Linked DNA regions of Homo sapiens: region 2 is linked to region 1. Evidence: chromatin contacts called from ENCODE Hi-C data. All regions are on one chromosome and are shown on one strand. The core of a region is the stretch at or near the end of the contact, and the rest is flanking DNA. Distances in the headings are between cores, read along the strand shown.

Region 1 (3,062 bases), core at 440-2,939:
TATTTTAGTTACATTTCAACAATTACTTATTAAAGGTCCATAGGGATCATGTTCAATGGCAAAGGGAAGTGGAGGACCTATAATAGATAATGAATAAATACTTATTGAATGGATGGATGGAGGAAAAGAAAACTGTATCTTGGGCCCCATATGGAGTTCACTATAAAATTAATTCCCACAGATTAGCCTCCCAAAGTATTTGGTCCATGTAAATACAACTTCTGGCTATCATATAATATTAAGCCTAAAGCATCTGCTTAAATTTGGACTTGATTTTTCCTATTATTCCAGTTTTAGAAAATGTTTGGTCACATAAATAGAGCTCTCTCACTAACTTACTTGGACTATTTGGTTACATAACATCTCTGTTCCTCAGTTTATGTCAGAATGGAAATAAGACAAAAACCTCCTCCTTCCTATAGGGACTTTTTTGAGTACCTTGATAAATACCTACAAAATGATAAATGCTACTACCTCTTTCAACATTTGCACGATGTTAACTAAACACAAAATATTTTTAGTGTGTGAATTAAAATGCCTCTTTTACTGATGGCTTCAGATGTTTCCTTGTAAGATACCATGTCAAGAACTGGTTTATAAATTATCTGTCCTTCCAGAACGCACTGACATCACGCTTCCTAATAGCTTGGTATGATGACTGCTGTCAAAATCGCCTGCATGGAACCATCCCTGACCTGGACTAACAGCATGTATTAGCGTGACAGAGACTAAAAAGCTAAGAACCGCCGTGCGATGGCCGGCTTTGGGCACCGGGGGTGGGGGCTACGCTACGCGTGAAGGGCCTCAGTCCTCGGGCTTTAGTTCAGGAAGAAAATGAAAGCTGGAGGTCTCGTGGGCGGGACTGGAGGCGGCCAGATAGGCAAGAACCCGCAACAGGAGTAGGGACATTTTTTCTTCAAATTCCAATCCCATCCAGCGATAGACAGGCGCGTGGGTCTCCCTCCTCCACGACCACCACACAATGGCACACACTTTTGCTGGAAACTGAAATCGAAGTCTCTGAGGCAGGCTGGGGCCCAGGCCGGCAGCGGGGAGGGGCAGGGTCCAGCCACCTCGGCGTGGCCTTGGCGAGCGCTCCGGGGTCAGAGGCCGTCGTTCTCGCCGCGCTCCACAGCGCGTCACCCGCTGCCCTAGCGACCCCCGGGCGACCCCGGCATCGCCTGGCTGCGCCGTCCCGGCGGGCCGGCCCTCTCCACGCCCTCTCCTGGGGTTTGCGGTGGGCACAGCTCCCTCCAGACTGGGTCTCTCCACTAGCCTCCTCCCCAACTGCAACGTGGGAACCAGAGCTATCCGAGTCACGAGCCCCAAGTGCACACAAAGCCCCCAACGGGGCCACGGCGCCTCCACGCCTCGCTACCTCCAGCTCCAGGAGCGCAGAACGCAGCGCCCTGGGTCACCGCGTCTGCCCTGCGGAGCAGCCCCACTGAGGGGAAGCCTCGGGCAGGAGGTGAGACCCCGCGCACGCAAGCACCCCCGCCCCAAGCAGGGCCCTCTGCCCGAGGGAGACTCTCACCTCAAATAAACGGGCGCTGCCGCCTCCAGGGGGAGGACAGCGGGCGGAGAATACTCACGCTGGGCCCAGCCGCGCGGGGACTTCGCTGGGAACCACGCGCGGGCTCCCGCCGGGGAGCGGAGCCCCAGCCTGCAGTCCTGCGCCCGCCCCAGCACCGCCTCCTCGGAAGGGAGGCCTCTACCGTCCGGCGGCGGACCTGCAGCCGCCGCGGGAGACGCTGCCCCGCCCCCCGGCCCCGCCCTTCGGCCCATCCCCGCCCCGCTGGCCTCCTTTTCCCCTGCCCCCTCCCTCCGCTCCTCAACGCCCGCCGGGTGCAATCTGCTCTCTCCGGGAGACGAACGCGAAGCGACGTGGAAACCCTTCCACCAAAATGAGCTGTGATATCCTTTTGATGGCTATAATTTATTCCAAATCGTCCCTGGACTGAAACGATCAATTAGCAGCCCGAAACGCACTGTGAAGTAAATTGTCACACTCTCTATTACAGGATGGTTATCATATATTTATAAGGTGTGTTTTCTGCAATCAGAACCAACAAGGTGTTGAGCGATCAGTCATAAACGCACTTCTTCAAAAAGAGAGGGAGAGAAGCTCAGCATTGTGTGGCGGGGGAATAATCCTCATGACAGTTCTCTCCCCACCCAGTGATGTTTTGTCTTGGCACCTGGGAAGTGCAGTGAGGGCTGGAGCTCTGGACGGACTCTCTTCGCCACGCGTGCCCCTGGAAGCAGGGTCCCTGTGAACTACGGAGAGACCCCAGAGGAGAGATTTCCTTATTGTGTAAACACAAATCAGTCGTAAGGGCCGCTCCCTCTGTCTTTCTCTGTCTTCTCTTGTATCCACGAAAATAATATCTTACTCTTTGCTTCTAAGCTTCTAATAGAATGTTTGCATCCTACACTTAATGATAAGTATTTTTTCTTCTTCCTCAGGTCTCAAGGTGTTGACCTCCTCTCTTGTTATTTAATTGATGATGTTCGGTAGAAATTATGTCTGGGTGATATGAAGTTTACCCACAGAGAGAACCCTGCTTTCTGAATTGAAATCCTCAGCAGAACTCTTCCATCATTCATAAATGAGATAGCCCAAAGTTCTAAGAAAGTAATAAGAAAGGGCGATTTAGGCCAGGCGCCGTGGCTCACGCCTGTAATCCCAGCACTTTGGGAGGCCAAGGCGGGCGGATCACTTGAGGTCAGGAGTTCAAGACCAGCCTGGTCAACATGGTGAAACCCCGTCTCTACTAAAAATATAAAAGAGTAGCCGGGCATGGTGGTGCATGCCTGTGATCCCAGATATTCGGGAGGCTGGGGCAGGAGAATCTCTTGAGCGGGGGAGATGGAGGTTGCAGTGAGCTGAGATCATGCCACTGCACTGCACTCCAGCCTGGGTGACAGAGTGAGACTCTGTCTCAAAAAAAAAAAAAAAAAAAAAAATACTGATTCAGCCTGGTAGCTATTTTGACTGGACCAGGCCATGGAGACATTGTTATTTTCCTTCTCAGTGGTCAGGAATATACATCTGGAACTTC
Region 2 (3,050 bases), core at 41-2,540, 550 kb after region 1:
TATTTTAAATTAATTAAAGTTCTAGGTTTAGATTCAGATTTTTTAAGTTCCTATTATTTATTATTAAAGTTTTAGTTTCAGCACGTGGCACAAAATTAGATTGCCAAACACAATAAACAATATCATCCCAGGTAGTTTTAAGTGTCTGCTCTGCTATAATCACTGTTAAAATACTTAAGCTATTTTTGAGTCTACATAATTTGCGGTGCCGACCTTCTCTAGTTATATTAATGACAATCTCTAGTTAAATATTAATACAACTAGATACAATTAATCTTTAGTTATATTAATGACAATTCACCATTTTGTCTTCTGTAATCTTTACTTATTGTATAAAATTATTGTATACAATTATTGTATAAACTTATTGTATAAAATTGCAGGCCTATTACTTCTTACAATTTTTACTCAGAAACATACTCCTTATTTTAAAAGTACAGAAACTCAGATAAAAATTATTGATTTGCTAGAAATTTTTGTGAGTTAAGGAAGAAGTAGGGACCAACATTTACGGGAATAACCGACCGTCACAAATAACTGCAGAGAATCTGACAAAGAAGGAAAAATCAACGGGAACAAATTACTCCGAGGCTCGGCCTGGGAAAGGACCATACAATTGTCGGAGCCCCAGATCTCACCCCCTCTCCCCAGGCACCAACAGGGCTGGCTGGAAGGGTCCGGCTGGGGACCGAATCAGCACCTAAAGCAAAATAACAGCTCTGTGGATTTCCTAAGGAGAATATCCTAAATCCAAGGCAGAGGCCTTAGGGCCCCGAGAGTGGCACAAGAACGGGGCGCTGGGGCGCGTCACTCCACCCCCCGGGTCCCGTTTCCTCCCACCGCTGTGAAACCCGCGGCTCAGACAGATGGGTACGTCCCCCCCAGCGCTCGCTCAGGGGGCGCCACACACCGGAACACAAGACACAGGAACCGAACACCAATCAGCCGACTTTAGGGGCGGGCCGGACGCCCAGCCGGTCCCACCTCGCGGGGAGCTGGGCCCGCCCTGCGCCCGAGCGCGCCGCAGGCCTCACCGCTTTCTGACTGGAAATGCGGCTGAGGCGCTGGCGCGGGCCGGCGGCCTGGAGACGCCTGGTGACCAACAACTCGCCGCGCCCGTCCGCTGCCTGCCCGGCAGACGGCTCTAGAGATCGACCGCTGCCCGGACGGCTCGGCTGGGTCCCCACTTCCCCGCGGGCGTCGGGCCCCCGTCCCCACCTTCCCCGCGGGCGTCCGGGCCCCTCTCCTCACCTCCCTGCGGACAGCTCCTAGGCCAGTCGAGCGCCGATTTATCAGCCCCTCTGAGGACCGCCAAGCCTGGCTAAGCCGAGCTCCAAGCAATGGATCGCCCAAGCCCCCAACCTCTCCCTTCCTACCTTTTTTTCTCCGAAAGTTTATAACTGGTTTTGAATATATCTCTTGCAGTTTACTGTGTCTATTCTCTTTAAATACAGCTCCTAATCCTGGGTTCTAAGGGTCTACTAAATGGTACCCTTTCCCTAAGCTAACCTGCTTCTCTACCCCCACAACCACCACTCCACAAACATACCCCAACCTGCCTTTCTCATCAAAGTTAGCCAGGCCTCAGCTCTGGGACTTCCGGTCTCTTCGTACCTAAAAAGTGTTTTACCTATATTATTTATAAAATATCACAGTGGCACTCATGAGGTCGGTATTACTGGGGAACTTGATTCAGAAATAAAGTTAAATTTCAGAAATAAATATTCTAAAACACAATGATATTTAAATGTGTTTAGCCAACATGAATTTATAAAAACAGGGCAATAATGTGTTCTTAGGCTGTAAACATGAACAAACTATAAATTATCCTTTTAAGTTTCTTTAGAATTGTCCTCTGAAGATTTGGCAGGGAATGTTTTGTAGATGATAAAATAGCAACGAATCAATGATGCTTTTCTTACAGAGACATTTATCTTTCCTTTGGAAACCCCCACCTGTGACATCTAGGGCCAACCTACTGCTGTCTGACTGCCCTATTCCTGTTCTCTTTTTTCTTGCAGTTCTACTGTTCATTAGCTATATGACCTTGGAAAAGACCCAACCTTTAAGTCTTAATTCTGCATCCTCAGTGATACTCATAAGCTCTAACTCCTAGATACTGCTGCAAGGGTTAAATAAAATAATATTTGCAGTAGTCCTACCACACAGTAAATGCTCATGAATATTAATTTCTTTCACCTTCTCTGAAATGTAAAATTATTCCAGTAATTGGGTGAGCCAGTTATTTGGATACTGATAAAATAACAAGTCTTTGTCTCTTGGAGAAAATAACATTTTGACTGCATAAACTATTCTTAATAGAAAGGTTGAATTATCATTCCTCTCAAAAATACTGGAGAGGAAAGTTACTTTCCATAGACTGCATAGAGGAAAATAACGAAACAGTGCATTTGTTATAGTGAACCCCTCAATGTGTTGAAATTCATACATTGAATTCTAACCCCCGATGTGATGATATTTGAACGTGGGACTTTTGTGAGGTAATTAACTCAAAAGGGTAGAGCCTTCATGAGTAGGATTGTGCCCTTTTAAGAGGCCAGAGAGTTAGCTCGCTCTTTTCCTACCATGTGAGGATACAGGAGGACGGTATCTGCAAGCCAGGAAGGAGGCCCTCGCCAAATACCGGATCTGCCTGCACTGTGATCTTGGACTTCTCAGGCACCAAAATTGTGACAAATGTTTGTTGTTTAAGCCACCCAGCCTATGGTAATTTGTTATAGCAGCTTGAACTAAGATAGGGTTTGAGTGATAGAATTGTAGAATTCAGCAACAGGCAGGTACAGGGGAGTCTTACTGTCAAAGCACACAGTAGCAAATGGCCACCATGTTCATAAACAAAAACATTCATTCATTCACTCACTCATTTATTCAAGAATGCATGTGGAATCTATAGAGCCTTACTTTCTCTTAAAATAATGTAATAAAAATGTCAAAGCTGCAGTTTTTAAAAGGAAGCCTCAGGACAGTGATAAAGTTACTAAAAATCCCATTTTGGGGGGAGGGATTACCATGGTTTTTAGTAATGTTGC

What was found. A loop is a pair of places that touch in the nucleus more often than their neighbours do. Pooled maps may share reads with other maps.
Region 2: a map with no recorded cell type shows a loop between it and region 1 (4-fold over the local background). The contact joins the promoter of HFM1 here to the promoter of LINC02609 in region 1. A Hi-C loop is called at or near these places in 1 of 37 single-sample maps with no recorded cell type and 6 of 50 pooled maps.

Annotation. Positions count from the first base shown.
Region 1 is chr1:90,849,949-90,853,010 of GRCh38, forward strand. It overlaps LINC02609 (long intergenic non-protein coding RNA 2609), which reads right to left and starts at 1,690. Exons shown (of 3, transcript NR_135038.1): 1 at 1,535-1,690. LINC01763 (long intergenic non-protein coding RNA 1763) reads left to right here and starts at 1,811. Exons shown (of 2, transcript NR_146610.1): 1 at 1,811-2,331. RefSeq lists an enhancer at 735-1,235 and silencers at 1,019-1,138, 1,429-1,828.
Region 2 is chr1:91,403,547-91,406,596 of GRCh38, forward strand. It overlaps HFM1 (helicase for meiosis 1), which reads right to left and starts at 1,291. Exons shown (of 39, transcript NM_001017975.6): 1 at 1,252-1,291. RefSeq lists a silencer at 886-1,265.